Linked DNA regions of Homo sapiens: region 1 is linked to region 2. The links are chromatin contacts, found by Hi-C or POLR2A ChIA-PET in ENCODE. All regions are on one chromosome and are shown on one strand. The core of a region is the stretch at or near the end of the contact, and the rest is flanking DNA. Distances in the headings are between cores, read along the strand shown. Region 1 holds the start of TMEM72-AS1 (TMEM72 antisense RNA 1). Region 2 holds the start of CXCL12 (C-X-C motif chemokine ligand 12).

The links. A loop is a pair of places that touch in the nucleus more often than their neighbours do. ChIA-PET counts read pairs that join two places held with the same protein, here RNA polymerase II (POLR2A). Pooled maps may share reads with other maps.
Region 1: a map of prostate gland shows a loop between it and region 2 (2.8-fold over the local background). The contact joins the promoter of TMEM72-AS1 here to the promoter of CXCL12 in region 2. A Hi-C loop is called at or near these places in 1 of 168 maps with a recorded cell type or tissue (prostate gland) and 1 of 50 pooled maps. POLR2A ChIA-PET finds 5 or more read pairs at or near these places in 1 of 52 experiments (WTC11).

Annotation. Positions count from the first base shown.
Region 1 is chr10:44,956,740-44,962,129 of GRCh38, reverse strand. It overlaps TMEM72-AS1 (TMEM72 antisense RNA 1), which reads left to right and starts at 2,441. Exons shown (of 8, transcript NR_033842.1): 1 at 2,441-2,538. RASSF4 (Ras association domain family member 4) reads right to left here and starts at 2,328. Exons shown (of 11, transcript NM_032023.4): 1 at 2,264-2,328. RefSeq lists a silencer at 2,358-2,577 and an enhancer at 2,355-2,649.
Region 2 is chr10:44,382,088-44,387,113 of GRCh38, reverse strand. It overlaps CXCL12 (C-X-C motif chemokine ligand 12), which reads left to right and starts at 2,017. Exons shown (of 3, transcript NM_199168.4): 1 at 2,017-2,169. The coding sequence starts at 2,109. RefSeq lists a silencer at 279-488 and enhancers at 2,382-3,073, 3,074-3,767, 3,768-4,461.

The DNA.
Region 1 (5,390 bases), core at 1,192-3,691, 570 kb before region 2:
GCAGCTGATAGAGAGTCTTCAGGGCTCTTCCCAGCACTGCAGCTATGGGGCTCAATGACACCCCACCCCTGCTTCCCAAGGTCAGGCAGGGCAAAGGGAGGGGGTTCCGGGCCTCTTCCTCAACAGTATATCCTAGGGCAGAAGGTGGGACAGCCAGAAAAGGAGACCCCGGGAACTACAAGTTTCTCTTTTACAAAAATAAGAAAACTGTTGAAGCTTTAGGAAGTGCAGCCACTTCTTATTTGATTTTCTTTATTTTAAAACAATTTCCCCAAACATACTCTGTGAGAGAATAACCACCTAGCCTTTGCAAGGCTCTGGGTTTAAAGCTCTGCTCTGTGACTGCCTGGCTCTGTTACCTTAAGCAAGTCCAGTTCCCTCTCTGAACCTTGGGCTCCTCATCAATTAAATAACTATAATCCTCGATGACTTCTGTGAAGACGAATGAGGAGACCTGTAAGATGGGCCTTGTGTTGGGCTCACCCATAATGAAAAGAGGCTCCCATTACTATTCTTATTGACACTGGGAGTTGGGGGCTCTGGAGAGACTGTGGAGCCCCAGAGATGGGAATGTGAGGCCTGCCTGCAGGAGTGGCCATGAATGAGGAGAGAGTCTGAGCTGACACCTGAAACCAGGCCCCAGACCCCAGGGGCCCAGGGCAGAGGGCTTTCTGGCAGATCCCCTAGTTAGGTCTCCCCTTTGAGGCTTTGCACGTCCAGAATCTGAACTCTGACACACACCCAAGTTTCGTTCATGTTCTTTGTTATCTGTCATGGTCCACTTGGTCCTGACCCAGGGCGACCCTGGACCTTGATTCTGTTCTCGACCTCCAGGCTACCCACTGGAGCTTCATGGTGGAAATACAACCCAATCTCCTGAGTTTCAGACAGACACTTTAATCTGTAGCATCAACCTTTTTGTTGTCAAATCACCAGCACTACACACTGAGAGAATTATGGCTAGAACTAATGACAACAGCCTTCACATACACTGACAAAGTGCTGAAACAGCCCATGACAATTTCCGGCCAGCATTTTTTTAACCTAAGTTTAATGAGTTTCATCTCTCCTCTTCCCTCCCTTCCTCTTTCTCCTCTGACCCTCTCCCTTCCTGTCTTCTCCCCTAACCTGCTGTCCTGGCAGAAGTAGCTAAGGAACCACACAGAGGAACAGAAGGCAGGATGGTCTACATTTACCTGTTACTTCACCAATTCACTTCTAACTTAAAAAAAAATGGTTTCTGGCAACAAATCCTGATTGACACCTTAGTACTGTGGGCAGTTAAACTACAGCAAAGCCAGCGAGGGGCTCCTCTGTGAGTGCAAAGCATAGCTTTGGAGTCTAACCTGCTTGGGTTCAAATTCCAGAAGCCCAGCCCTTATTTGCTGTGCGACCTTATTTAATTCCTATGTGAAATGGGGCTCCTGAAGCTGTCCTTACTGTGTTTTAAGAAAGTGCTGGCCCTGGCCTGGGCACTGATTCTGGTGTGAGAGGAGGCCTCCCTCCCTCCGCCGTGCCAGGTTAATGAAAACACTGAGGCATGTTTTGGAAGTGGGAAGTGCAGGATGGGACCGGAGTCAGGAGCCCAGAAGAGCAGGGCAGCAGGCAGGCTGACCTTCGGAGACTAAGGGTGAAGAGCAAGAGACTCAGGGGCACAACAAGCCCTGGGTTCAAATCCTGGCTCCATCACCAACTCATCCGGTAAAGGTGGACAATTTTATAACTCTTTAAGCCTCAGTTTTCACATCTGAAAAGGGGATAACGAAAGTAGGACTCTCACTTGCTGTGAGGAGTAAGAGGCATATCGTGTTAAAGCACTTGGCCCAGAGCAAGGCGAGCCCTCTACAGACAGCGATTGTGAGACAGACCCCCCCTGCTGCTATTATCTTGGCGTTCGATTTCCATCAGTGAAATCAGAGTTGTGCCAGAGGCCTCTAGGCTCTCTCCCCAACTCTAGGATCAGTGCTTCTAGGAAACTGGTTAAGGACAAGGTGAACAAAAAAGGTGTAGCCAGTGGCCGGGCTCATCTGTCTTGCTCAGGTTGTAGCCCCTAAATTGCTTAACAGAGGTGCCAGGCGCAGTGCCCCCTCTCAGCAATGAGCCCGAGGCCCGCAATGCGCCAGGCTGGCGGGGGAGGGACCCTGCGCGCTGCGGCCGAAGGGCACAAGTGCCCAGGCTTCAGCGTCCCTGCCTGGTGGCAGTCCTGGGTCGGAGGGGATGCTCCATGGACGCCCAAGCACTCTCCTGCTCGTTCATCACTCACCGTCCAGTCATCGCGCAGTCCAGAAGCCACTGCATGTGTCGTGTCCTCGCTTGCACCGGAGCTGCGCCCGCAGCGCCTGCTGACCCCAGGCTTCAGCTGCTCGGGGCCAGGCCCGCCCCTCGCCCCGCCCCTCGCCCCTCGCCCCGCCCCGCTCCCCGCCTCTCGCCCGGCACGGCCAAAGGTGCCGCCCCGGTCTCTCCGTCCCGCCCCGAGCACGCCCCTCACTCCGCACCGGCCAATGGCACCGCCCCGTCCGCCCCGCTCTGGGAACGCCGGTAGGTTCCGGGTGCAGGGCGGTGGCCTAGGGGCGGCGGGGAAGATTTGGGGCCTGCGACCTGCCAGGTGTCCCCAGGCCATTGTTCAGCTCGCCGCGCGCTCCCGAGTTCCCGAGGGCGCCCCGGGACGCGAGGAGAAAGCAGCCCGACTCAGCCCCGAGAGGTTCGGTGTGCGGGCAGCGGCCAGGGACTTTGCGGGGTAGCGCGGACTCCTGGACTTCCAACAAGGGCCGCTGCGCAGGCGCTGCAATCACTGCAGGCACTTGTCTGCATGCCTGGTGGGGCTTGGAGTCTGGGGAGGCTTATCAGTAAAGCCCAGAGCATTTGCTATTTATTGCTCAAGGGGCACCTTTGTACAGTCTGGCCGTTTGCTTGGCATGGCCTCTTAGAACTCCTTATTGTTTAAGAAATCCGATCTGGTGAATAAGAAGTTAGTCTTTCTCTCCCAGTCACTGCCTCCTGGACGAATATTTGCCAGCACGGAGGCAGAGAGGACAGAAAACCACAAGCCATTTGGGGAACTGGGAACAGTTCAGTGTTTCTGGGGTGTGGGGGTGTCAAGGTGGGGGATGGGGTTGATGGAAAACATTTGCAATTTCTGCTTTACCTCACGATTCCCAGCTCTGACCTCTGGACCTGTTCTCTCCCACCCCTAACATAAATCATTTTAGTTTCATTCAGTGTGCGTTTCCTAATATTTTTAGGGTCTCATGGCCATTTTAGAATCTGATATGGATCTTCTAGAAAGTGCAGGTGGCCATATGCACCAAAATCAGCCTGGGATTTGAGTCTCATGGGTCCCTGAACTTCGACTTAGAGGGGCTGTGCTAATGCTTGTATGGCTGCTGTATGACTTATGTTGGAACCCCCACCTGCAAAAAGTGACAGGACTGAAGATACCCAGTCCAGGGGCCCTCCCGTTTCTGCGTTTGCTTGAATTTTTGGAGAATGGCCCATCCTTTGACAGCTCTGAGGCTCCCTGTGGTTGGTGACTTGTCATGACACATTTGCTCTTCCACAGCCCTCATCAAAGCTGAGACAAATAATCGGGTGCTTCCAAAGGTTTTTTAAAAGTGGGTAAAATTCAATATAACTGTCAACCTCTGAGCATGAGATCCTAAGAATTTAATCACTCCTGATAGGAGAAGTAAACATAGCACCAGGGTGACATAACAGTTTCCCTGGGCTCTCCAGAACTCGAGTGTGAATCATTCTCTCTGACCTAATTAATGCTGTTCACAGGGCCATGACTGGCTCTGAGTGAGGACTGGGTTTGGGACAGCAACCCCATGTGTCCTGTGCACCCATTGTGGGCTCAGACACTATGCTAGTGCTTTACATTGGGGATCCCATGCAATTCCCCCAGCACTCCTGGGCAGTTGGTGTTACTGCTTGCATTTTTTAAAATTTCCATTTTTATTTTAAATTTAGGGGATACACGTGCGGGTTTGTTACAATTGTACATTGTGTGGTACTGAGGTTTGGGATTGATCCTGTCACCCAGATGGTGAGCATAGTACCCAATAGGAAGTTTTTCACCCCTCGCCCCGCTGTCTCCCTCCCACTTTTGAAGTCCCCAGTGTCTATTGTTTTTATCTTTATGTCTAGGTGAACCCGATATTTAGCTCTTTTGCTTGTAAGCGAGAACATGTGGTGTTTGCTTTTCTATTTCTGCATTAGTTCGCTTAGGATAATGGCATCCAGCCACATCCATCCTGCTGCAAAGGACACGATTTTATTCTCTTTTATGGCTGTGAGTGCTTGCATTTTACATCAGACACAGGTGTCCATTGTCAGCGTCCTCCCCTCAGAAGGGGAGGGTCCATTGTCAGACCCCTCAGAAGGAGGGGTCACCTTTTCTTTCAGGGTTCAGTAGAACTGGGTGTGGTCTCCAGCTCACTTATGGTGGAGGCTACAGATACTGTTGGTTGCCAGCCAATGTCCATTTCCTTCTTTGGAAAAAAGAAAGATAGGAAAGAAGGAAAAGGACAAAAAGGAAGGAAGGAAGGAAGAAAGGGAAAGAGGGAGGGAGGAAGGAAGGAAGGACGGAAGGAAGGAAGGAAAGAAGGAAAGGAGGGAAGGAAGGAAGGAAAGGAGGGAAGGAAGGAGGGAGGGAGGAAAGAGGGAATGGGGAAGAGAGGAAAGAGAGAGGGAGGGAGGGAAGGAAAGGAGAGAGAAATACCCACTTGTCTGTAGCAGCAACATGCCAGCCCCTAGTTATGGCTCATGCCCACTTGTATTTTTCATACTCTACTTACAACCCAATAGTGGGTCATGAAATTAATTTAGTTGATGATGTGACTAGTACTTCAAAAATGCAAGGGAAAATACCAGTGTACAGCACAAATAGTAAATATAAGTTGTGTTTTGTGGAACTTTTTGTTTGCATTGTTTATGTTTCAGTTATGTGTGCTTCTTACTGTGGGTTACAGTTAAAAAAAACAAAACAGCTGTCTAAGTCTTGACAATCCTTTTCATAGCTTTTTTTCAGTGAAGCTAGAAGTGGCCATACGACCTACTTCTGGACGCAGAGATGGGGGAAGGTGTCCTGGGGGAGGAGAGATCTGAGGGATGGTGAAGATAACTTTTGCTTTTCTGGTAGAAAGAACAGATGTCTCTCCTGCCTGCCTGTCTCAAATGAGGACATGATGTGTAATGTCTGGAGCACTGGCAGCCATGTTGAGATCATAAAGCAACATGTCCGCATGCTGAGGCTGGCAGAGCATAAAGATCAAAGGTGTCTGGATCCTTCTTAACATCATGGAGCTTCTGCACCAACCCTGCACTGCCTACTCCAGACTCCCTACCATGGAGAAAAATTAGCCCCTATTTCTTCAAGGCAGAGGTTGGTA
Region 2 (5,026 bases), core at 768-3,267:
GTAGCTTCTGTTCTGGGGCCTCAGGGCGCCTGCGGGAGGGGCAGCGGCCAGGCCTGAATCCCTGGTTCGCCCTCGACTCAGCCCACGCGGGCCTTTCAGGCTTCTGGGACAGATCCTAGGTCCAGCTGCCCACCTGATTTTGTGGCAAAGAAAAAAAGAAGAAGAAGAAGCGAGAGGCGATGGCGTTTGCTTTGGCCAGATTTAAGGGCAAGCGAGGCTGCGCGCGGCTCCCGCAGGGTCGGATCTCCGAGCTCCAGGGCGCCCCTCCACCCGGGTGTAGATTTCCCGCGGACCCCTTCGCCCTCCCGGGTTTCATCAGCTGCGCAGGAATGGAGCTGGCCAGAGCTCTGGGAGCGGGGAGGGAGGCGCCGCCACCAGAGGGCGCCGGAGCCCCAGCGCTGCGGCCGGTGAGCGGCCAGGCTCCCCGGCCCAGCCCAGCAAAGGCCTGGGGACGCCCGACGGCTGCCTTCTTCACTGGACCTCACTGCCTTCAGTTCTTTAAGAGCAGGGCCAAGTCAGTGGGGTTCCCGGCTCCAAGCCCAGTGCCCAGGGTGGGTGGGTGGGTGGGTGGGTGGGTGGATGGATGGATGGATGGATGGATGGAGTGCCGGCCCACAGCCATCTAACGGCCAAAGTGGTTTTGGAAAAAAAATGCACAGAAGACACCTACTCCCACCAGCGGAGTTCCGGAGCCCTCGCAGCCTCCTGTTGACCGCTCCCGCCTAATGCAGCCGCTGACCGCCCACTCCCCGACGGCCAGGACTCCCCAGGGACAGGGACGTGTCCCCAGGGCAGGCCCCTGGATGGACGCGGCGACTGACCCCACTTCGCTGGACGCTGTGCTGGGAAGGACACAGAGAGGTGGCTGGGGCAGCCTGCGGTCACAAAGCGAGGCCCAAAGGGGCGCTCTCCTCACCCCCACGTCTCCTGGGTGCCGACCTGCACCCTCCCTTCGCCACCGGACTGGGGCCATCTGGGATGTCTCGGGGGTATCCGGAGGGCTAAGCACCGCCGAGGGACGGCTCCGTGGGAAGAGTTTTCTGGACCCAGAAGGCAGACGCCAGTAGTACTGTCCTAGGAGTCGGAGGTCGGGGTGGGGGAGTTCTCAGCTCTTTGGGTCGCACGGAGCTTTTCTTGGGTAAGGCAGTAAGTACTTAGGTTTAAAGGACTTACTTACAGCTACCATTTATTGAGTACTGTCTGCTTGTCAGACACGATGCAGAGAATTTCGCGGCGTGGGGCGGGTCTCATTGAATCTCCCGTCCCACTCCGCGGGGTGGGCCTGTGATTAGCTCATTTCACCATTGAGAGGTCGGAAGTACAAAGGCTACATTCGCTTTTACTGAGAGCCGCCGGCGCCTTCTGCTTTGTTTGTACAGGCGAGGAAACTGAGGCTCGGCTGGTGGCGCCGTGGGCTTGGAGTCCGAGCCACGCTGACTGCAAAGACGGGTCTCATTCCCGCAGATCGAGCTCTGCCGGCGGCTGCGCCGCAAGCCGGGCAGGTGGCGAGCTTGAGCCCCCACGCACAGAAAGCAGGACCCCCTCGGCTGCCTTGGGCCGCCACCGCCAGCAGGCCCTCCGCCCGGGACTAACTTGTTTGCTTTTCATTGGTTCTCATTCAGTTCCCGCCATCGAAAGGCCCCGTCCCGCAGCTTTCCACGCGCGCCCCACTTTACGCCTAAGGTCCTCAGTCTCTCCAGTGGGGCCCTGTCACAGGGACAATAAGCGGCCCTCCAGCCGGCGTCGCTCAGGCTGCGGACCTCACTGCAGACCGGGCCAGCGGTGCGGGGCCCAGCGGAGCCTGAGAAGGTCAAAGGCCGGAGCGCACTGCGCCTCGGGAGCACAGAGGGAGCGGAGGAGGGGCGAAGGGGATGGGTGGGGGGTGCCGCCGAGGGAGTCGCGCGTCAGAGACCCCGGCCACGGCCAGCACTCGGCTCCGGGCCCGCCCCTCACCGCGCGCCCCGCCCCGCCCCGCCTGGCTCTCCCCTCTAAAGCGCCCGGCGCGCGCCTCCCACCGCCGCACTTTCACTCTCCGTCAGCCGCATTGCCCGCTCGGCGTCCGGCCCCCGACCCGCGCTCGTCCGCCCGCCCGCCCGCCCGCCCGCGCCATGAACGCCAAGGTCGTGGTCGTGCTGGTCCTCGTGCTGACCGCGCTCTGCCTCAGCGACGGTAAGTGCGCTCGGCGGGGAGGCCCTGGCGAGGCTCTGGGCTTCGGCTCCCGCCCGGCGCAGAGCCGCGGCTCCTCTGCCTGCGCCCGCAGTTTGCGCCGCCCGACACAGTGGGGGTGGAGGCAGCTCGCTTAGCTGGGCGCTCTGGTGCGGTGTCGCGTTCAAAGCCCTACTTTTGCGCCGAGGGTTTGTGACCTGCAGAGAGCGACCGCCTGACCTCAAGCTGGCTGCAGAGCGAGGTCAGCCGGGACAACTGGGCAGGAACGCCCCAAGAGAGCGTTCGGGACTGGCGCGGGAAGGCGCGAGGGTGGGGAGCCGCGGACCCCAGACCCCTGCCTGCCCACCCTCCACCCACTGCCTTCCCGCTGCGGGCTCGGTTTCCACAGGCGAATGGGCTCCGAGGTCCTGCTGCGCACAGTGCTGGAGGTCGGGCGGTGCATGGCGAGAGCGCGCTTTGCAAAGTTCGCCTCATGCCGCGACTTGAGGCTGTGAGGTCCGATGCAGCCGCGCAGCCTCCGCTCCCTGCGAAGCCGATCCTCTCCCCACACCCTCGCGGGGCTCTTGGCCAGGCGCGGGCGGGCTGCGCGGCGCAGCTGTCGGGCTTGTGCCACCCGCCAGGCCGCGCTTCTGCACAGCTCCGCGGTCCGCAGCGACGCGGACCTGGGCGCGCGTCCAGCCGCTGTCTTCCTGTCTCTTCTCGGGTTCACCTGAGAGAGGCCCAGGGACCCTCCGAGCCTCACACGCCCCCTCCCCAGCTCCCCAAACACACCTGCAGACAGGCTCTTTTGTCACCAGCTGGCCAAGCGCTTTGCCCCAGAATGAGAGCTGCAGCAAAGTTCAATCTCCAAGGCCCTGGGCCACTGGGAACCGTGGTGTCCCGTTTCACTGGGAGAGGGCTTTTTTCTTTTCTTTCGCTGAAGAGAAACTCGCTGCGCTGTCACAGGACACCGATGCAAACCAAAATAAACTGTTGCCTCTGAACACACAAAACAAAACCCTGTGGCTCAGGCCGCTGAGCTTCCTTGGCTGTGAAGTTTCCTGCAAAGAGTTGAAGGACACTCTGAGTGCTCTTGCAGCCGCGGGCTGTGCAGGCCCAGCGCGCCTCGAGCCCTTGGCTGGGTTGGTGCAGACGTGGCCCCGGCGTCCTAGCTGGCTTGGACTGTGCGCTGGTGTGAGCAGGACCAGCGCAGCTGAGTCGGGCTGGAGAAGCTGGGCAGCCTGGGGTCGTGGCGGACTGCCTAAGTGTTAAGGACACAGACTGAAGGCAATTGGGAATGTTCGTCGTTGATGAAAAGTCCCTGAGGCTGTGTCTGCACACTGACCCCCCCCCCCCCCCGCAAGTCATGGGGCATGTTTCTAGTTTTTATTGCTGGATATTCTTCTGTTCCTGTAAGGTCTCTGGTTTGGGCAGTTATTGACTGATTGGTGGGATGAGCGCGGAGGTGTCACAGTGCGCCGCTCTGGGAAATGGTGCTGCCCCCTCCCCGGAGGGCTGGAGAGAGGATTGGAATGAGGAACCTCGGTCTTTGAGTTATGGGTGCAACTGACCTGGGGGAAGCACAGAGACGTGGGGTTCATCCCAGACTCCTCCTGGCCTGGGAAGGGTGACATGGCCCTCAGAGTTGCCCCATTGGCAGCCAAGTAACCAGGGCAGGAGCCTGGGCTCCAGGCAGATCTGCTCCTTACACACATCGCCAGAATGTTTTGTTTTGTTTTGTTTTCCCCTCACCTCACAGTGCCTATGTGCCCCCTATCCCCACACTTAGTCCTCAAGCTGCACTACAGAGAGAGCTTGGCCAGGGGTCCTGCCCCTCCCCCATTGGCTGACTTCCGTCAGGCAGCTGGGCCCTTGGGTTTCCCGGGCTTAAACTCAGGGTGGGCCCCCTTCCCAAGCCTGCTTGGAGGGGCCAGCTGGGCTCCTGTCTCTGCATTAGACTGGAGGGCTTTCTGAAAACTCCTGGAGCCAAGCTCACCCGGTCCCAAATCCGGGGTACCATCAGAGCCAGTCAGGACTCTTGCCGGTACACGGATTTACATCCAGAACGGTTGGGAAAGTTAGTCTTACTGACAAAAAGCTGGAGGAAGGAGCACATGAGGTACACACGAGACCATGTTCTTTTGGTAAGCACACCTGGGGGCTCTGTCACTTTAAAAAGACCTGTTGAAATTCGCTGCTTGACAGGCGGGCCTTAGGTCCTGGGAGTAGAAGCAAGAATTGCTTTTGAAGGAAATGGATAATCCCAGGGGGTGGAGGGGGAGAGGAGAGAGAGCCTGTGTGTTGAGCTCTGAATAGGCTCTGATTTCTGGCCTCATCACCACTGCTTGGTTGGGGGGCCAGAGGAGCTTCTCTCCTCTGGGCGCTGGAGAGTCACAGCCCCACCCATCCCAGCGGGGGCGGCTGCAGCACTTGCCCTTGGCTGCATATCTTCAAGCTCACTGTTGCCGGGAGGGGGCTTGTGCCTCACTACCGGCCTCCTATTCTCCTGCTCCACCCCCAACCCACCCCCTGCCTCAGCTTGGAAGGGCCCAAAAGAAATCCAGGGAAACCTGGAGGCACAACACTCAGGAGCGTTTAGCTCCTCAGTTACCCAGGCTGCAGGCCCCGGCCCTGGGGGTGGCTTTCCCAGGTGATCTGGTTACAGTGCAGTGCTGACTTCCCCTGCAGGGTCCCAGTGCAGCTGCTGGAAGCTGGCCCCAGAGGTGCCTTTCTGGAGTTAGATCAGGTGTAACTGTGAAGGCTGCCTTAGGTCTCTCCAGTGCCATGAGTCACCAGCACCCTGATGCTTGGCTTTTTCCTGGTTTTCAGGGAGTTGCATTTGGTCCTGGGGACAAGGAAGTGGGGGGACAAGTGGTCCACT